Regions from separate parts of the Homo sapiens genome. Here all the other regions are linked to region 2. The links are chromatin contacts, found by Hi-C in ENCODE. All regions are on one chromosome and are shown on one strand. Each heading gives the region's core, a stretch centred on a gene start or an enhancer-like site at or near the end of the contact. The rest is flanking DNA. Distances are from core to core; before and after follow the strand shown. Region 1 holds the start of PIK3CG (phosphatidylinositol-4,5-bisphosphate 3-kinase catalytic subunit gamma). Region 2 overlaps LOC101927902 (a long non-coding RNA gene). Region 3 has its middle 110 kb from the start of CTB-30L5.1. Region 4 overlaps PIK3CG (phosphatidylinositol-4,5-bisphosphate 3-kinase catalytic subunit gamma). Region 5 has its middle 61 kb from the start of NAMPT-AS1. Region 6 holds the start of NAMPT-AS1 (NAMPT antisense RNA 1). Region 7 holds the start of NAPEPLD (N-acyl phosphatidylethanolamine phospholipase D).

Region 1 (2,700 bases), core at 103-2,602, 1.9 Mb before region 2:
AATTAATTAATTAAAATTCATTTGATCTGTCTCTACTTAATAATGGAGGAGCTACAGGATGGAAGGCAGGATTTCTGGACTCCAGTGACCTTCTGTTAAGACCCCCAATCATTTAACTTCTTTTTTGCTCTAATATTTTCATTTTTGTAACACAAATTCACAAATTTATTCTCATTAACCTACTCACTCTTTCCACAAAATTCAGTAAGTACCTACCCTTCACAAAGCACTTATGTATAAATAGGACATACTGCAATAGGAAATCCTTCAAATAATAATTGAAATTTGAAAGGTATTAACACTGAAAGATTAGGTATTTTGCTTTCAATGTTTAGTATCACTACATTGTAATACATTATATTCTAAACGAATCAATTATTGAAACAAAAAATTAATGTTTCAGAAAATATCGTTTACTCTCTTAAATAACTAATGTTAGACTTAAAACTACATTATTTCCTTAAGAAATAGTGGAGCATTTGATGTATACCAAAAAGGAGAGCTTGATAAGAAGATAAGAAAGACAAATTTCATTTGATCCAAACTTATGTTCAAATCTTGGCTTAACTTTTAAAACCAATATTCCCTCTCTTAAAATATGAAGTTATACTTAGTAAGTGAAACCAACTGTCCCAAAGAACTGTCTCTTGTGGCTTAAAACATTCATTTTGGTCTTTTGCTACATTATAGAATAACTAACAAAGAAGAGAACTGTAAGATACATTGATATTGACACTAACTTGAAATAAAACATGTCCAAATTTAGGCAGCATATAAATACACAGCAATAACTTCTGCCTCAGTGATACCAAACGATCTTATAAGATGCAGAGGAAAACAGGCTGACTAATACTCACTGGTTTCCTTCATGGTTGAGGCTATGAAGCTTTCCCCTTTTATGAGAAGATGTTGGAAACACTGTAAGTACAGTAATCTTGAAGCATGCACTTGTAGGAATATGAAGCCTGGCTGCCGTGCCCTCCCTTTTCCTCCCAAAACAAAAACAAAAATGTGATGCACCTGCAAAACTATTGCCGGAACGTTGTAGATATCCACAATACAGGTTGGACTAGACAATGAAACACAGACATTCGGTGGTAGTATCATCTCAAGAACCGACAACAGTTTCAGATAATCTAGCCGAGAAGGAAGTGCCACTATTCCGAGTCAGACCCCACAAAGAGCAAAAAATAGAAGGAAGCAATACCTGATAAAGCAGCGGAGGCGATGATGCTGAAGGATCATTTGTTTAATTTTTGAAAACAAAACAAATTCAAACCTACCCAGTGTGCGTCTAAATTCTTCCGCTTTTCTGGGGCTCCCTTCATATCCAGATGCAGAGGAAGTGTTGCAGTTACCAGGAAGGAAGTTTTAACCAAGTTGATTATACGTGTGATTGCTCATTTTAAAAGTGTCAGAAATGCATTTCCTGTTTTAGCATAGAGAGGGTAGGAGTATGAGACTGAGCAATGTTTACCATGGTTTTTCTTTTCTTTTTTTTTTCTCTTTGAACTAATTTTTCAAAAATTGTGATACTGAGACAAAATGACATAAATCCAAACCAAAATTACCCATTATGAGACATAAACATATGAAATATCTTTGTAGCTAGTTCTAAGAGCCACAGTATTAGGTATCCTATTAGGAAGACTTTTACCAGTCAAATTAAACTCATTCCCCTCCTGGGAATTCAAAAGAATCCTTGTTCGCACATGCTAACTGAGGGGTGGGGGAAGAGAAACCTAGTCATCTTGAGGACTAAGTTATCAAGCTGAAAATTTTTAAAGGCATGGTCTGCAAGCTCACTTCCTTAGCTTGGTGAGAGCTTTCTCTATTTTTTCAGAGCATTTGGGGCCTAAAATATCACTGGCTCAAACTGAAAGCACTGCAGCATGTGCATGTGTGTATATAAATGTGACATACTGCAGTAAGTAACCCTTCAAATAATGGTTGAAATGCTAAAAGTATTAAAATTGAAAGATGAATAAAAAGGTATTTTGATTTTAATACTAAGTACCACTACATTGTAACACATTATATTCCAAACAAGGATCAACTATTGAAACAAAAATTAATGCTTCAGAAAATATCCTGTGTTGAGGATGGAGCCTTACTGTCAGCAATGACTGATTAATTAACTGTAGACAAAACAGAAGGAGGTTGCCTGTTATCATGGGGAAATTGGGGAGCTGAACACTGTTACAGCATCAGGCAGATTCCATCCTGGGAGGTGGCCCCTGATTCCTATGGGAGTAGAGAATGCATAGAAAAGCCATCCTGAATCATTTTTAGAGTAGCGTTGTATCTTCCAGGTGACCTCAGTTCTTTCTAGAACCTCCAAGCATCCTGAACCAGCGCCCCCTCCCTCCATCTCAGAATTCCCTATGCTAGAGTTCATCCTCCAATCGGGGTGTTGAGGGACTCCAGCTGAGCTTCAAGGGCAGCAGATAGAATGGAGTTGACCTCACAAGTCTCTTGGAGGTATGTAATTAAGAGTTCCTCTGAATTACTCTGATATTGAGATAAATGATTGATTTGACTTATTTCCTTTTACATATGCCTCTTGGGTTTTAACTTTTAAATAGCACTCTAATAGTTGACATCAGCAGGCAAATAATTTAATTCAAAGGCTGCCTCCCAAATATTTAGAGGGGTCTTATCAGCTTCTCAAAGTATATTCCTATATAGGAATACTCCCTT
Region 2 (2,905 bases), core at 310-2,809:
AGGGAAAAAGATTCTTCCTCATCCCTTACATTTCCTTCCATGTGGAAGAAGCTTCTCTGGCATGAGATTTCTGACCTGTCTCCCTGCTCTTTGACTCATTCCTGCCCAGGAGGGTGGTGGTGGTGGTGAAGAGGGTGGTACAGGAAGAGGAGCAACTTCTCAATGGAGACGCTGGGGAGGAACTGGAGATGCATAGCTCAGCCCATCTCTGTCCTCTTGGCAGCCATCCTCCTCCAGAGCATGCTTTGGGCTCTGCTCTCCCAGGCTCCACTGTTTACAGGGACAGTTTCCAACTGGGGGGCATGCCCCAGCCTGCGTGGGTACCCTGCCTAATTCTGGCATTCACTTACCCACAAATGTAAACCATGGACTCCTATATAAAATGTATCAGTGATAAAGTTGATGTTTTGATCCCATTTGCTTTTTTTTTTTTTTTTTTTTTGAGATGAAGTCTCGTTCTGTCACCCAGGCTGGAATGCAGTGGGGTGATCTCGGCTCACTGCAACCTCCACTTCCTGGGTTCAAGTGATTCTACTGCCTCAGCCTTCCGAGTAGCTGGGATTACAGGTGTGTACTACCACACCCAGATAATTTTTGTATTTTCAGTAGAGACAGGGTTTCTCCATGTTGGCCAGGCTGGTCTTGAATTCCTGACCTCAAGTGATCTGCTTGCCTTGGCCTCCTAAAGTGCTGGGATTACAGGAGAGAGCCACTGCTCCTGGCCAATCCCATTTGTTTTTATTTCTCCTTGCCCAGCTCTTAATTACTCAGAACTTGGGAAGGGAAGAGAGGTTTCCTCTATTATAGTCTCTCAAATCTCCAAACTATTAACTCATTTAATCCTAACAAAAATTCCATTAGAGGACAGGGAGCAATGGCTCATGCCTGTAATCCTAGCACTTGAGAGGTGCAGTTGGGAGGATCTCTTGAGGCCAGGAGTTCAAGACCATCCTGGGCAACATAGTGAGACCCTGTCTCTACCAAAAATTAAAAGAAAAAAAGAATTCCATTAGAAAAGTACTCTTATTATCCTCTCAGATGAGGAAACTGAGCATTTGGCCTTTTGGTTGAAATACAAATATTTGCTCTCAGTCCAGGATCAGATGAAATTAAAGCATATAAGAGTGTTTGCAAACTGTTAAAGCTATGTATACAGAAGGCAATGAGGGTGGTGGTTCTGGCTTTCACACCCACTGGCAGTAGGACTCTGAGCAAGTACTTTCCGGACTTTAGTTCCTTTATCAGGAAAGTGAGGGGTGGGAGAGGCTGATCTGTGCAGATCCTTCCTGTTCTAACGCCTGTGACCACGAATCAGTGATGACTAGCCATTGACTGTTTTCTCCTGGCTTCCTCTGCGTCATTGAGGACTTTTGGATGCTGACTTTTCCCGATTGAGCTAGGCCCAGTCCCTGGGGAACACAGGCCACCTGAAACTCCCCCTCGTTGAATGGGCTGGGCTCAGTCATCTGAGGTTTGCTGCTCGGTTGCCTTTGGTTGCTGCAGCAACATAACACACGCCCACACTTCCGTTTCTGAGAGTGCGATGAAGGCTGATCTCCTCCTGTCGGCCACAGGGGCTCTCCCAGGCCCTGCCGCTCACAGTACTTCCTGGCTTCCTCACAAGGCCACCCGAGGGGAGGGGAAAGAAACCCACTAGTCATTCCTCGGGGGTTGTGGGAGTTGAAGTGAATACTTCCCCGGAAAAAAAAAAAAAAGGCACATCTCCATCAGGTCAGCACTGAGGGGCTAAAATCTCAAGAGATTCAGACTCAGTATTAAGAGACTGATTTGGCTGGGCGCAGTGGCTCATGCCTGTAATCCCAACACTTTGGGACGCCGAGGCGGGCGGATCGCCTGAGGTCAGGAGTTTGAGACCAGCCTGGGCAACATGGTGAAACTCCGTCTCTACTAAAAATACAAAAAATTAGCTGGGTGTAGTGGCAGGCACCTGTGATCCCAGCTACTCGGGAGGCTGAGGCAGGAGAACTCCTTGAACCCGGGAGGTGGAGGTTGCCGTGAGCCAAGATAGTGCCACTGCACTCCAGCCTGGGCGACAGAGTGAGACTCTGTCTCAAAAAAAATAAAATAAAATAAAGACTGATTTAGAACAGTGTTTGTGAACAGGATTTCTGCTTGCTGACGCCGTTGGAAGAGCCTGTGTTTTTGAAATGATTGACGTCATGAAATCTAGTTTGGTCACCAGGATATGGGGTTGACAAAGACCTTGTGGCAGGCCTTTACTATAAGTTTCATCTAATTCTGAAATTCAGTGCTTTCACACCGGAAGTGAGCAAAATAACAAAGAACAGAAAGTGGAAAAAACATTCTGACCTAGTGGAAACTATCTTTTGCCCACCTGCATTCCTGCAAAATAGCAGTCAAATTAGCCCAGATATCTACCTTTGAGGGGGTCCCCAGATGGTGTATCTCCCAAAGGGATTTTGTCGATGAATTTAACGCCCCAGTTATTCAGAAGAGAGTTCTAAAGGCATTATTAGAGGAACCTGAGGTTGTTTCTCTCTGCCTCCATAACAAAATAGCTCACTCTTTTGCACACCTGAATAAAGAAACTACACTGGGATCAGGAAATAAGGGCAGAGCCAGGGCAAATTCCGAACCAATGCAAGAAAACCTTTAAATGCAATTGCCCGGATAGTTCTCCCATTGAGAGGAACAGGATGTGTGCTGGCTTTAGCCAAGAGGAATGGGCTAGATAAGATGAGCATAGATTTTGAACATGCAAAAGGGTGAGGTGACCAGAGGGAAAAGGCGAGCAGCCAGGATAAGAAGACTCCTCTGTCCTTCTGACCCTTGCCCTCACAGGACCTGCTCCTACCAGCAACCAGCAGACACTTCCTCACTTAGGTGGGGGACTGAGGCTGTGGCCCTTGATGGCATTGTTCCC
Region 3 (2,735 bases), core at 68-2,567, 1.5 Mb before region 2:
ACCCATCTAGGGACAGATATCCATGAGACAGTGTGACAAATCAAATAAAGTGGAGAAAAAAATGAGACTGATCATGAGAAGGGGTGGAGAGTTTGGGGCAAGTGATGTTGGTCTGAAAACCATGGAGAAAGCTTATCTCAGGCAGAAACTTGAAGAAGTTTCAATTGTGATAGAAGAGTCTTCTGGGAAAAGTGACTTGAAGTAGCCGTGCGCTAGACACAAGGATGCACTGCCCAGCTCCCCCATCAGTGAAGCCTCATTGCCCCAGCTCCTGAGAATGTCATGGGCCAACAGCCTTCAACTGTCAGCCCCTTTATGGATTGTCCCCTCTGCAGAAACCTACCTCCTCCAATGTCACACCCTTTCCCAGGGTGGCCTGCATCCAATGACTGATCAGTGTGGCGACTTCAGTTAGCAAATAAGCTGCCACATGTCTAGGACCTTAAAGATGTAAATGGCAACTTCTGTACTGCATTCTAGAGGTGTTGAGGTCCCCTGCACAGCAGCAAGTGCATAGAGCACTAAGTTGTCTGAGCTGAGGAGGGGCGTGTGTACTGGAAGGCCACAGCTGGAGGCCTGGCAGTGGACTAGAAGCTTTCTCAGCAACTCTCCATTTATTAAGGTCAATGACACTAGGGTTGTCTGTGCTCAGGGCTCAAAAAGACTTGGAGTGACAAGGCTGAAACATTCACTTGCTGACCAATCTAGCTCCAACTTCTGGAACAAATCAATGTTGCATGACAAAGATTCTAATTTTAGCTTCATACATTTTTCTCTGTGAATATATGTGGTTGTTTATTACCATTACTAATTTAACATCCAGTGACATGAAGGAAAGAAACAATGAGTCAGACACCATCTGTGTGCATCCTGAGCAATTAGTTTCTTTGAAACCAGAGGCAGAGAAACAGGTTGGTTTTAAAATCTGCTCATGAACTTGTGGGGACACTTTTGTCTGGTTTGCAATCACATTTGTGCCTGGTAGCCCGAAACAGTAAAGCTTGGGATTTGTCCACTCTTCAAGGTGATATAAGTTTGAGAGGAGAATGTCTTCACATTCAAACTCTCCTCTATTGCTGAAGAATCTAAATTGCTTCTGTCAGGCAACCTGAATTCTACCATCACTTCCTGGGCACTTGAAGATAAACTGTTTGTAGTTCACAGCTCTAGGTCCTAAAAGACTTTGCTATTAGCAGAGCCTCTTGTGCAATCTTCACTCCCTTTTGTGTGTAGCTGCATAAAGTTAATAATAAATTACAAAATTGGTCACGTGGAGGCTGGCCACAGCCAGTTCCAAGTTACAATTCAGCTTACTGCCACCTTCATTTCCACCCTGGCTTTGCCTCATCAGTGGTGCTGTGATGAAATTAAGGATGACTTTAGGAAGACATAGGATGATGGAAAAATAGGAATTCAGTGGTTTTTTGTTGCTTTCTTACAACAATAAAAAGTTTAGCAGGCAGAGGAATCCTTTTGTTTTCATCTAATTTTTCTTAAGTTCTCCTTAAGTTAGTCAACATACTTCATCAGAAAAAATAATAGTAAAAGAAGCAATTTATCAATACTTCACCAAGTGGATGTTGAGTATCTGAATAATATCTGCTGAGGAGGAATGAGGACTGCAAGCTTATTTTTTTTTTTTTAAGATGGAGTTTCACTCTTGTTGCCCAGGCTGGAGTGCAGTGGCATGATCTCTGCTCACTGCAACCTCTGCCTCCTGGGTTCAAGCGATTCTCCTGCCTCAGCCTCCCTAGTAGCTGGGACTACAGGCACGCGCCACCATGCCCACCTAATTTTTGTATTTTTAGTAGTGACGGGGTTTCACCATGTTGGCCAGTATGGTCTCAATCTCTTGACCTCGTGATCCACCCGCCTCAGCCTCCCAAAATGCTGGGATTACAGGCATGCAAGCATACTATTTTTAAGAGAATGAATCAGTCATTGTGGTAAACATTGGTGCTGCTCTCCAGTATTTCTGGCTACCCTCTCCTTTTGGACACTTGGGAGGGCTGCACTTCCCCACTCTTTGAGGCTAGGTGTGGACCTACAATTTGCTTCAGTCAATTAAGTAAAAGTACAAGTCATGTATACTACTTCCAGGTGGACACATTCAACAGACAATATGCGAGTTTCCATGCTTGCTTTTTTTCCTGCTATGACAAATGAGGTATCTTGGTGAAACAGTGACATCATAAGATGGTTTGGAGTAATTCTGTGACTGGAGCAGAGCCCATCACCAATTATCACTGGACATATAGTGGGAATGATAAATATTTATTGTGTTAAGCCACAGAGTTGTTTTATTCTTTTTATTTTTTCTTTTCCTGTAGCTAACCTTGCCTATCCTAGCTAAACTAACTAGTGTAACACTAAGCAGACCCAGAGAAAAGATCAATTTTGACATCTGGGGATCACACAATAAAAAAGTCTTCTTGCTACTTGGTCAACAAGCCTCGTTCTCTCTAAGATTTTTTTTGTGCCTCACTTTTATATGACAAAGGATAGCCAAAGATCACCAAATATTTGAAAAAGCCTCCAATTTGAGAGGCCAAGTGCAAAGTAAATAGAAAAAAAAAAAGTCATTTAGTAAAAAATACAAGTAATTCATGTAGCAGGATTTAAAAAATCTATCATATTTTCAGAAAGATAAATATATTTATCAATGAAAAAACAGTGAAATAAAGGAAAATAATCAAAAAATTGAATAAGAGCTCTTAGAAATAAAAAACATGATG
Region 4 (2,700 bases), core at 100-2,599, 2.0 Mb before region 2:
CTACCATCCCCTCTGCATTTCCTCCCTGTTCACCAAGAAGCGGGAGACTTGTGTGGGCTGTTGCTGCTGCTGCCCAGCCATCACTTGTCCCCTGGAAGTGGCCCCAGTGCATTAGTGCTCTTGCATTCTTAATGACTCCACTTATGTCCGGAAATTATTTTCTTTTGCTCATCCGTAGGACCCACTGAGGTCTCTCTCATTTCTTAGTAATTATACAGGCTAAGTGCAGACTTCACCCCAGGCAACAGCCTCATTAATTTGCCAACTTGCACAATTTTCACAAGGACATAGATGGGGACGCCTTTTGGTTTTGAATTAGAGTACATTCTGATTTTTAATTATTTTCTGTCCTTCCATACACTGGGGGATCCACATAAATCCCCTGCTGTGTGAGCCCACTGTGTGGTCAAACTCTTTTTAATAGAACATTTTCAAGGAGGGAAATTAACCTGAGGCCAAGTTATTATAACACCAATCCACTGGTGCTCAGTAAATACTTGTTAAGCAGTGATGCAGGAATTCACCTATCCCTGCTGTACCCAAGGAGAGGCGTTAAAGGAAATAACTGTCCTGCTTTTCTCGAAGGCTATTTCACTCACATAAAGAATTTCTGTTGATTCTAATTTATTCAGATAGTTCTAATTTTCACACACAAGGATCTCTTCTATGAGAAAGAAATTTCTTCCCCAGTTTAACTGCACGTCCCATGCTTGTCAAACACAGTGTCGAGATTCTGATGGGCTGTACACACTTAGAGACTTGGTGCAGCTTTAATCAGCCTTTGCTGAAAGGCAGTGTGCTGTGGTGGTTAACAACACAGATTCACATCAAGCTGAATGAATTCTAATTTTGGCTTTATTACTGGTAAACTATATATCACTGGAGAAGTCACTTAACCTCTTTTAAATATAGATTAAGAATAATAAGAATGATACCCATTTCATGTTGTTGTGGTGAGATTTAAGTGCTACATAAGTAGTTGGCTATGATTACTAATCAATACCACGAGGAGCTGCATTATTGAATACACATACTGTTCAACGCTAAGGGGCTCACTGTCCCTCTAGACCATCTGCCCACAAGGTCTCTTAGTAAAGGCCTAGGGGGTGAGGTAGGTTGGAGTTGGGGATAAGCCTCACTCCAACCAGTGTCAAAGGGAGGCTGTCATGGTGCTGGCCCACTGAGGTGGGCAGGATGGAAGCATACAGCAACACTGGCTTCCTGCAGGTGGTTCTCTCACCCTGGGGGGCACAGCCGAGCACCTGCCCTGCCCGCTCAGTCCCAGAAGTTTCATTTCTGCCTTTTGGACTCAGCCACAGGGTCTGTGGGAGTGTTCTGACACTACCTTGGCCTAGAGGCCTGTGGTTTCAGGGACTATGAGGATGTGGCCTGGGGAGCTCAGGGGAAAACACAGAACACAGAAGTTACTGGCTGTAATTTTCCCTTCTGCCAGGGCTGCCTCTCCTTGACCTCAAACATCCTCATTCTCTCCTTCTCAACTGACTGTTGAAGGATTTGTATTATTGAGAGAAGAAGAGTAAGGGAAAAATCTGACTTCGAGGACTTGGTTTAATGCACTTGTTAATGACTACAAATGTGGGGAACATTACATTATTATTAATGCCATTAGCTAGAACATTCTCCATTAGTAGCTAATAAATAGATTGAGCCTACGTAGTACATCTGCTCTCAATTTCATTGTTGATTCAAATGCCTTAATTATAGCATCTAGTACTAACAGAAAGAATTGTTTTTACAAAGCTACTGCCCTTAGAAGTCTTGGGAACAAAGGAATTCATTATCATTTCAGGGCCCAAACTTTTACTTGATTTGCTAACTGCCCCAACTATCAGTTCACTAAACTGAAAACAAACTACTTTTATATACAATCTACTAATTTATTAACCACTGATGAGCTGTGGCTGCTACAGACTGTCTGAGGTCACATGAAATACTTAACATCAAAATCCTCCATTTTCATCTAGAAATGAAGTGGAACCTCCACTTACTTTTCCTAAATAGTAATGTTGCCTCTGTCTGCTAGAGGAAGGAGACAATGGATAAAAATCATTCCAGTCAAAGGCAGAGAATTTTATTTTGTTATTTTGTTTTTTTAATAAAAATCAATGCATTGGCTAGCCAGTCTTTAGGAATTATTTTGGCAAAACAGAGAAGGTCACTGATTATTAGACCTAACAGTGCATGAGAGCACACTTTCTGGTAAATCCAAAAGAGGAGTGTGTCTGGTACTTGGCCATGCATTTGATGAGTTTGAATTAGGATTTTTATCTGTAAGTACTTGAAAAGTGATTCTCAGACTAGCTCTGTTTACCAGGAGAAGGGCTGTACTGTCATCTTCTCGAATATTTAGCTAGAAGCACATTAGAAACCTAAATGCTACAATAAGCTATTCTACTTTAGTCAATATTCTGATAGCGTGCACGTAGGGGTGTGTGTGTGTGTCTGTGTGTGTGTGTGTGATTTATCCTTCAGCCTTGTTCCAAAAAGGATTTAAGGTGGACTATTTGGAGATACAAAAGTCAAAATAGCATTAGTTAGAATTGGCTGAAAAAAGGAAAGGAAACAATCCACAATGGGTTGGGGAAGGAGGCTAATTTAAAACTGTACATCACAAGTCCTATATACAGTCATGTACTGCATAACAATGTTTTGGTCAACCATGGACTGCATCTATCATAG
Region 5 (2,700 bases), core at 21-2,520, 1.4 Mb before region 2:
TTAGCTCAAACACCCTGTTGAAAATGCTTCCTCTGCTGAGCCACCAAATTTCTGTGTATAGCAGGATATTTCTGTGGCCTTTATCGACACCTTTTCAGTTTTAAAAGTATTCTCAAGTTAGCCTTTATATAACAAAGATAGCCATTTTGTAATATTATCTAAAACTTTCATTTCATCTCCAAGAATGTTTGACATTCTCTTTGAAGAAGCCAATGTGTTGTGAAAATGTGAGAAACTTTTTTCATTTAATAAGATGCAAAAGCTCTCATAGAACCAAATTTGACAGAGCACTATCAGTGTTCATGTCAATGTAGTTCTTAGACCTTTTGTTTATAGATATGAAGGCCAAACATTAATTATATCTTGGCCTTTCCTTGTTATGGGCCACTCTTTGTTTTCTTGAATTTCACAATTACTTGCAAATCTTACAAATGCTAAGTATGACATTTATTGGTGAAATCCCCTGACTCATCAACCTAGAAAAGGAAGCTGCGGTTTTTCAGGGTATGTCACAAAACCTCTTCAAAGTTGTGTGACGTGTCATCAATACTTCACCATATGACACTGTTTGAGGCTGTGGAACCTTTTCAGTTTCTTGTAGTGCATCTTTTCCTAGCCTTTGATTCACAGTAATTTTACATGATCACATTGTTAGCCTTACCAACTGTGTGACTTTTCCTGTTTAAGACAGTAAGTTCTGCTACTAAATAACTTGCTCCCTGGTCCTTTTCACTGAATGTACCTGTTTCTTGTTTGTTTGTGTGTTTGTGTGTTTTTAACAAGAGTTACTGTTTGTTTTAAGATTCTAATAGCTGCTTAAAGTAATCAGCATCTTTACTTCTCGAATACCTATGACTTATATTTAAGGGTTTTTGTTTTGTTTGGGTTTTCTTTTTTTTTTTTTATTGGAGCCATTCCCACATCTCTAAGTTGTTTGACATAGCAGGGATTGGCAAATGACAGCCCATGGGCCGAACCTCACCAGAGGCCTGCTTTGGTACAGCCCTCAGGGCTAAGATTGGCTTTTACATTTTTAAAGCATTTAAACAAGCAGACAAAGACAAAGAAGAATATGTGACAGAGACTACATGTGATCTGAAAAACCTAAAATATTTGCCACCTGCCTCTTTACAGAAAAATCTTGCTGGCCTCCTCACATGGATGATTCTCAATAAAATAAGAAAATTTGGATAATCAGCCTATAGAAGCTCCTTGGTAAGGGTCTTTCATCATAAAGATGGACTTTTTCTGTGTCCTTTGTTCCAATCACACAGGAAAATGACTCAGAAGGTTATAATTCATCATCACTACCCTTATCAGGGTTATCCCCAGGCCTAAAATTTTCCTCTTCCATCTCACATCTCACCTTCAAAAATTACCACATTGGGTTATCAAACATGTTTATAAAATACAAACATGAGTTAAGTGTAAAACATAAGAGCATAGTAAAATTTAAAAATCCCCCCAAACTCATCAATCACTGGAGAAATCACTTTTAGTCTTTTTCAACCTATGTTTTGCCATGTTTGTAACCACAACAAAACTGGGGGCAGGAGGTGGGGCAGGGTGCAGCTGAGCCTTTAGAATGAAAATTAAATTTCCCCTCATTTTTAGTTATACTAGCAAAGCTTGTTTGGTCCTGTGAGTCATCCTGTAGTGCATAAGGGGAGTTTAGGGGAAATAGTTAGAGAAGGAAAAACTCATGTCATCCATTTACCACCCCTCTCGTCTGTGCAATATAGCACTCATCAGTTACCAGTAACCTCCCATAGCTTGCATCATAAACCAAACTGGGCACAAACAAATACAATCCTATTGCACACTGCCACAATGGGGCTGAAAGACCCCGAATGAAATTGCTGACATGTCTGCTTAGCCACTATCTATCCTCAAAGTATGCAAACTTCGAAAGTTGATGTCTAGGTTTTAAATCAAAATCTCTTACAAACCCCTAGTGATGACATATTGAACTTTAAGGTTTTGTGGAAACCAAATTGAGAAACATTGGACCAGAGTCTCTGTATTCCAAAAGATTATCTTTCATTTGTATAATCTAAAACTCCCTTAAGTCTTATTCTTCTCCAAAACTCAAAGATCTACCCTTCTTCAAAGATAAATTTAATAATCACTGGCAGAATTAAAACAGATTGTTCTCACTCTCAGCCATCAATATTTTGGAAAACATCAAGTGCGGAAGTAAGCATCGTGACTCTGTTACAGTAACAGCTCAAATATCCGGAAGAATGTGGTAAGTCTATAAACACGTTACCACTAAAGTGCTCTCAGAGTCCATGGGGAAGTGAGATCACTAGATAGAGGAAATCAGGAAGGGTGTCATAAGTGAGGTAGCACTTACCACAGATCTCAGGGAAGGGAAGCACTTCTATGGTCAACATGACAGGAAAACATTTAGAATGCAGAGAATACAATTTCTAAAAGCATGGAGGCAGAAATTTATGGAGCAGGTTAGAACAATAGTATGTGGTCCCATTTGGCTAAAGTATAGGTGACATGTAGCGGGGAAGGGAAAGGAATATTGTATTAATAAAGTGCCATGAAGCCTGAATGACAGCCGGAAGGCCTACAATGCTAAGATAAGGAGTTTGATTAAGTCGTGAGAGCTATTGGAGGTTTCTGAGCAGTAAGATGACATAACCTCATGAAAAGTATGAGATATGATTAATATAAACCCATCCCATA
Region 6 (2,749 bases), core at 125-2,624, 1.3 Mb before region 2:
GCCACTGCACTCCAGCCTGGGCGACAGAGCGAGACTCCGTCTCAAAATAGAAATAATAATTTGTTTAAATGCGTTTACAAATAATTTTCCCCGGTAAAACACAGGGAAGATCAACCAATAAATACATAAGCCCTCTTGTTTCAAACCTCGTTGCTGAAAATAATTGTAAGTGTACTAGTATTTACTACATTGGTGAGTGCCTGGTGATACCTTCCACTTCCATGATCTTTGCCCTGTATTGTATCTACGTGTAGATGAGGTGATTGTCAAAAATATATACTGACTTCAAGACATAGTGTTGACTGAGGTTGTCTTTATTAGAAGTCTCAGCCATGCCTCCAGTTTCGAGATGAATCTCAATTCACAAGTTCCACTATGAATCTCAATTCACAAGTTCCACTACCACCACCACCATCACTGCCCCCAGATAGAATGAGACTTCTAATAACTTGAAAGACAAGTCTATAAATATCCTGTAATCGTTTTCACTGTATCACTTTTTCCTGGCTACTTTTATCCGATAAAAACCTCAATTTATTTTTAAGCTATTAAACATGCGGACAAAGGGAATCTTAGTTTTATGCAAAAACGCAACCACGCATGAGAACTGCGCAAGTCTTTCTTGGAATGGTCTGTATTTGGGTGAAGTCATCAGACGTCATTACACTTCTTTATTTTGGGGTTGCCAACTCGTTTCCCAGGATTTAAAGACTATAACGATGATAAAAGTCAGTGTCGCACCCTGTCAAAGGCTTGGCCCGTTGCCTTTTCCTTCCCGGCAATACTCGGTTCAATTAGGTCTTGTCCCCTCATTATCTGTGAGGACTGAATTCCACCCCCGCTTTTCAACGCAGGCTCTTTGCTCGGGAAAAGTCAAACCATCTCTCAAAGGATCAAAGAGCTCAGCCATAGACAGAGCCGCCGGAGGAAAGCGGAGTCGCTGCATCAGATGAAAGGGGCCCCTCAGCCTCACTCCTCACCGCAGCTCCTGGGATCTTAAAGACAGGGTCAGGAGGATCAGGAGGGACAAGAGGGATGGAGGCGAAAGGCTGGATCCTTAATCCAGGCCGGAGACAAAGGTGAGTAACTGCGCGTGGTGGACGGGAAGATGGGCAGTAGGAGGCTCCTCGCCCCCTAGCCGGGTGGCGTGACTTCAGGAGGACCCAGAAAACCGGCCAGGACTGGGTAGGACGGAAGGTCCCAGGCGGGGCGGGCGAACCGGCTCCTCGTGGCACTGGCAAAGCTGGGAACGCCCCCTCCAGGCCCCGCCCTCCCGCGCCCGTGCCGGGAACTCGAACTTAGGTAAGCGCCCGGGTCACGCGCCGGGGCTGCCCCGCTGCCTCCAGCTTCCCAGAGCTGGCGTCTGGGAGGAAGAGCGCGTGCATCACGTCCTCCTCCCCGCCCCGCCTCCGCGCACTGCGCAGCGCGCTGCCGCGCCCCGCCCTTTCTCGGCCCCCGGAGGGTGACGGGGTGAAGGCGGGGGAACCGAGGTGGGGAGTCCGCCAGAGCTCCCAGACTGCGAGCACGCGAGCCGCCGCAGCCGTCACCCGCGCCGCGTCACGGCTCCCGGGCCCGCCCTCCTCTGACCCCTCCCCTCTCTCCGTTTCCCCCTCTCCCCCTCCTCCGCCGACCGAGCAGTGACTTAAGCAACGGAGCGCGGTGAAGCTCATTTTTCTCCTTCCTCGCAGCCGCGCCAGGGAGCTCGCGGCGCGCGGCCCCTGTCCTCCGGCCCGAGATGAATCCTGCGGCAGAAGCCGAGTTCAACATCCTCCTGGCCACCGACTCCTACAAGGTAAAGCTCGGGGCCCGGGCAGATGAGGAGGAGCGGGGCGCGCTGGGGACGAGCGCGCGGCAGGGGGGCGGGGGCGGCTGGGGCTGGGGTTGGGGCTGGGGCTGGGGCTAGGGTCGCGGCGCGGGGAGGCCCGGGGGAGGCGCGGGCGGCGGCGGCTGGGGCAGGTGAGGAGGCGCCGCAGTGGGCAGGAGGTGGCTTGAGGAGGATGGAGGGCTGGGCGGTGGAGGCGGGGCCTGGGGGCGCGCGGCGGCGGCGGCGCGGCGGGGGGCTGAGGCGGGCCCCAGCGGACTCCCGGGCGCCGGTGCTCGGGGCTCGGGGCTCGGGGCTTGGGCGTCGCCGGCGAGCGCATGCCCTTCCCTGAAGCGCGGCCTCTTGGCCTGGAGCTGGGACCAGTTAGGTAACGGCCCCGGGGACCCGCAGTGGAGAGTGAGCGGGGCTTTCCCCCGGGCCAGCCCGGCGCGCTCGCCCCTGGCTGGGCAGGTAAGTCTCCCGGGGCGCGAGGTGGGAGAAGTCCTGGCGCGGGCGCCGGAGCAGCCGCGGTCCTCTGCGGCTCCGGCGCGGAGGACACTCGCCTGGCCCCGGTAGCCGTAGTGGATTCCCCTGTCCCACTCCGCCGGGCTCCGTTTCAAACTCCTTGGCACCTAGTGATTGCTCGTGCTCCTTATCCCTGGGTGTAGAGGCCGCTCTGCTCTTATCTGCTTTAGGGTCATTACAGGATTTCTGTGAAAAGGAAAATGAAACACGAGGATTTAAAGGAACTGTAGTTTTAACCCTAGAGAACATGTGGAGAGGGAAATGGCACAGCGTTGCGTTCACATGCCCATTGAACACTTGTGTGGGTAGCTGCCACATTCAGTTGATATGAAGCACGCAGTAGTGAAGGGAAGAGGTAAAGTAAATTTTACTTGAGCAGCATAGTGGTTTGGAATACAGTGGTAAAACATAGTACTCTCATGT
Region 7 (2,700 bases), core at 147-2,646, 1.8 Mb after region 2:
TGCAGTTTCAGCTCCACCCAGGTGCAAGCAGCTCTTAATCACCCTTAAGTTCAGCAGCCACTCTAAGCTAGCCTGAGGAGATAAAGTCCACACTTGACATACAGTTCTTTACATTCCTCCAATGTCACACAGGCACATTCACTTTCAAAATGCAGAATAGTTTGGTCTGCATTTTTCTGCCAGTCTTATCTGCATTTAGAACCTGTGGTGGTGGTTTCTTTTTTGCCAAGATAACCCCAGGGACAAGCTTTTTTTTTTTTTTTTGACCCTGGCACACCCCAGGACTTTTATAATCTTTTTGCCCAACAACCCATTGTTGAATTTTACTTCGACATGCCTGTACTTTACTTCTTGAAACAACTAATTTCATTCTGCAGTTTAAAAAGCAAATCCAGTAAGAAACTCAGAATCACAATCGTATGCTCTTTCATAGTTATCCTAGCGTTAAAAAAGATGCAAATTTAGATGAGAACCGTGTGTACCAGGGGGCTGTGACATCATTTTAAAAGTAAACGATCACACAGTGAACAATGCCGTGCTCCCATTAATATTCAATACGTACTGTACAACATTTCAAATTAGAGTTTAGTTTCTTCGCTACCAGGATCCTAGCGCCATAGGCTGTAAGTATTCAAATGCTTCTCGACTGTGATTGAGTTGGCTATGACAGTCCGTCAATGGGTCTGCAGGATCCCATTTAGTTTTAGCAACTGTGGCTGGTGTCCAGGAATGCGTTCATGCGATCTGAAAGTAAGCCTCTGGCTTAGGACAGCGGGGGGAACCAATTTGATCTTAGGAGGGTCCCTGCAGAGTGTTTGAGTCGCGAGGCGGGCCGGGGCAGGCCGCGTGCTCCCAGGCGCTTCCTTTACCAAGATGGCTTCGGCGCCCCGGCCCACAGGGGCGGCCATCTTGGTAAGGGCTGGAGAGGCAGCCTGAAGGAGGCCACCGCTGGCCCTGCTGTCAGATTCGAAGGTCATAATAAGGGAGTGACCCGGCGACGACTCGCCCCAACGATGGCGAGGCGGCGAGAGCTGAAGCGCTGCCTGCAGCTGCTGGCGTCCTCGGCGGAGCCAGCGCGGCGGGCTCGGGTTAGGAAGAACCCGAGCGCCTGCCGCGGTCGCCCCTCCCGCTACGCGGCGGCGCTTTGCGCGGGGACTCTGTGGCCGGAAGCCGCGGAACTGAGGCGGCGCGCGCTCCCGGCCACCCCAAGCGCGAGGTGAGTCCGCACCCCCGCGCTCGCACCCCGCCGCTCTGGCCGCGCGCCCGCGGCCCGGGATCCCGAGTGTCCGGAGCTCCGTGGTTTCTGTTGGACCTCGCGGGAGGCGGTTTTCTCCCGCCTGCTGTGCTCTGTGACCTCTCTGCTGCCTCCTCCACGGTCTCTGGGCGGAGCAATCCACACTGCTGAGCCTGGGGTGGTTTGGAATTCTTCGGCGAAGTGGAGCGGGCTGAGAGTGGGTTTCCCGTCCCCGAGCCCTCCCTCATCTCGGAGATGCCGCACTTGTGAGCGACAGGGCTTCATTTGAATTTTCGCACCTCGCGAGTTGCGGAGCCTGCATCTCTGAAGCTGCCTCGGTGAAGAGCCACAGCATTATTTTTTTTCTCTTTGGGAGAGTAGCTGTCTGGGATTTGAGATCCTATCTTCCCTGCAAATTACCAGGTTGCATCTTCACTGATAGGAATACATGTGGGTTTATCTTCTTTTGGTTGTATGTAAATGAATGGGTCGACAACTTCCTCCGAGCAACTTATTGTTGCTTCATCTATAGTGTTTATCTTCTAAAAATCCATTCCAACAGGTTTCTCCCCTTTTATTTTGGAATAAGTGTACTTATTTAACTATGGAATGGAAATGAAGAGCAAAAAAAAAAATGGGGCTAGCTGGGGAGGGGTGGTGGAAGGCTGTGCTTTCTTGAGTTTTCTGTTCTGTGGTTGTTTGCTTCTTATAAATTGGGTATTATTGTGGGCTTTTCAGAACACGTATTCAGATAGGTTTTTGTTGTTGTTGTTTTGTTTGTTTGTTTTTTCCTTTTTTTTTTTTTTCAAGCTAGAGCTCGATATGGTAGATACTCTTCCATGGGTTCCGGGATCACATGCATTCATTATACGTCAGTTAAACCTGGAAAATATTAAGGGAGTGAGTAAAGTTTAACAGCCTTTTAAAAAGTCATTTAGTTCTTGTCTTTGCCTTTACTGTACGTTGTTATATATACATGTTATAATATGACTGACTCACCTGGTTGGCTTTGGCTTAGCATGAAATGTTTGCTACTTGATAATTCTGATTAATTTGTCCAGGAAGTCATTCCTGAGATGCAGTTCTTCAAATTGAGAAATAATTCCCATGTTTGTTAAAAAATGGAAATCTCTAACATTTCCATTTCTATTTTCAGTTACATTGGTTATGAATTAGCCGCAGACATGGACATCGTTTAGAAAGAAGTTATGTAATCTTTAAAAAGAAGATTACCTATATCCCACAATAGTGTGATTTTTGTTGCAAGAAAATACTGGGTCTGTTAAAGAAGAAATTTAGGGTAAAAGTACTTATTTAAAATAATAATTTAAGGAGAGATTGAGGGGTTAAATTTGTTTCAAGTCAACTGAAAATATAGTCAGGATTTTCAGAGATTTTGTTTTGTTAACATTCTGCAGGCTTTCCTGCTACAAGAATTATGGTAAGTCTCCAAGAGATAAAAATAC

What was found. Hi-C counts contacts between places; a loop is a spot of excess contacts on that map. Pooled maps may share reads with other maps.
Region 1: a loop to region 2 is called in a map with no recorded cell type, with 12 times the contacts of the local background. The contact joins the promoter of PIK3CG here to the enhancer-like site in region 2. A Hi-C loop is called at or near these places in 2 of 37 single-sample maps with no recorded cell type and 10 of 50 pooled maps.
Region 3: a pooled map shows a loop between it and region 2 (14-fold over the local background). The contact joins two enhancer-like sites. A Hi-C loop is called at or near these places in 2 of 37 single-sample maps with no recorded cell type and 3 of 50 pooled maps.
Region 4: a loop to region 2 is called in a map with no recorded cell type, with 5 times the contacts of the local background. The contact joins two enhancer-like sites. A Hi-C loop is called at or near these places in 3 of 37 single-sample maps with no recorded cell type and 2 of 50 pooled maps.
Region 5: a loop to region 2 is called in a map of naive thymus-derived CD4-positive, alpha-beta T cell, with 9 times the contacts of the local background. The contact joins two enhancer-like sites. A Hi-C loop is called at or near these places in 1 of 168 maps with a recorded cell type or tissue (naive thymus-derived CD4-positive, alpha-beta T cell), 3 of 37 single-sample maps with no recorded cell type and 11 of 50 pooled maps.
Region 6: a loop to region 2 is called in a map of natural killer cell, with 5 times the contacts of the local background. The contact joins the promoter of NAMPT-AS1 here to the enhancer-like site in region 2. A Hi-C loop is called at or near these places in 2 of 168 maps with a recorded cell type or tissue (naive thymus-derived CD4-positive, alpha-beta T cell and natural killer cell), 15 of 37 single-sample maps with no recorded cell type and 15 of 50 pooled maps.
Region 7: a loop to region 2 is called in a pooled map, with 19 times the contacts of the local background. The contact joins the promoter of NAPEPLD here to the enhancer-like site in region 2. A Hi-C loop is called at or near these places in 9 of 50 pooled maps.

The regions. Positions count from the first base shown.
Region 1 is chr7:106,863,934-106,866,633 of GRCh38, reverse strand. PIK3CG (phosphatidylinositol-4,5-bisphosphate 3-kinase catalytic subunit gamma) reads right to left here and starts at 1,352. Exons shown (of 11, transcript NM_001282426.2): 1 at 1,208-1,352. RefSeq lists an enhancer at 1,181-1,280.
Region 2 is chr7:104,943,830-104,946,734 of GRCh38, reverse strand. The region is part of intron 1 of LOC101927902 (a long non-coding RNA gene); the gene reads right to left. Among named protein-coding and RNA genes, the nearest start is that of LHFPL3-AS2, 19 kb to the right of the region's middle. RefSeq lists enhancers at 1,077-1,146, 1,379-1,673, 1,467-1,776, 2,087-2,136, 2,777-2,836. Within about 2 kb of position 1,559, at least 37 of the 41 ENCODE cell types and tissues checked have a DNase peak (open chromatin) inside an H3K27ac peak, as active enhancers do; they include natural killer cell, where a contact is called at or near this core.
Region 3 is chr7:106,483,258-106,485,992 of GRCh38, reverse strand. No RefSeq gene overlaps it. Among named protein-coding and RNA genes, the nearest start is that of CTB-30L5.1, 110 kb to the left of the region's middle. Within about 2 kb of position 1,317, at least 5 of the 41 ENCODE cell types and tissues checked have a DNase peak (open chromatin) inside an H3K27ac peak, as active enhancers do.
Region 4 is chr7:106,894,025-106,896,724 of GRCh38, reverse strand. All of the region lies in intron 10 of PIK3CG (phosphatidylinositol-4,5-bisphosphate 3-kinase catalytic subunit gamma), which reads right to left. Among named protein-coding and RNA genes, the nearest start is that of PIK3CG, 30 kb to the right of the region's middle. Within about 2 kb of position 1,349, at least 4 of the 41 ENCODE cell types and tissues checked have a DNase peak (open chromatin) inside an H3K27ac peak, as active enhancers do.
Region 5 is chr7:106,344,606-106,347,305 of GRCh38, reverse strand. No RefSeq gene overlaps it. Among named protein-coding and RNA genes, the nearest start is that of NAMPT-AS1, 61 kb to the right of the region's middle. RefSeq lists an enhancer at 1-1,169. Within about 2 kb of position 1,270, at least 4 of the 41 ENCODE cell types and tissues checked have a DNase peak (open chromatin) inside an H3K27ac peak, as active enhancers do.
Region 6 is chr7:106,283,871-106,286,619 of GRCh38, reverse strand. NAMPT-AS1 (NAMPT antisense RNA 1) reads right to left here and starts at 1,374. Exons shown (of 1, transcript NR_186647.1): 1 at 294-1,374. NAMPT (nicotinamide phosphoribosyltransferase) reads left to right here and starts at 1,637. Exons shown (of 11, transcript NM_005746.3): 1 at 1,637-1,792. The coding sequence starts at 1,736. RefSeq lists silencers at 1,138-1,677, 1,948-2,307.
Region 7 is chr7:103,147,795-103,150,494 of GRCh38, reverse strand. NAPEPLD (N-acyl phosphatidylethanolamine phospholipase D) reads left to right here and starts at 1,396. Exons shown (of 5, transcript NM_001122838.3): 1 at 1,396-1,684. It overlaps LOC105375434, which reads right to left. Exons shown (of 3, transcript XM_047421168.1): 2 at 1-1,477. The coding sequence ends at 675.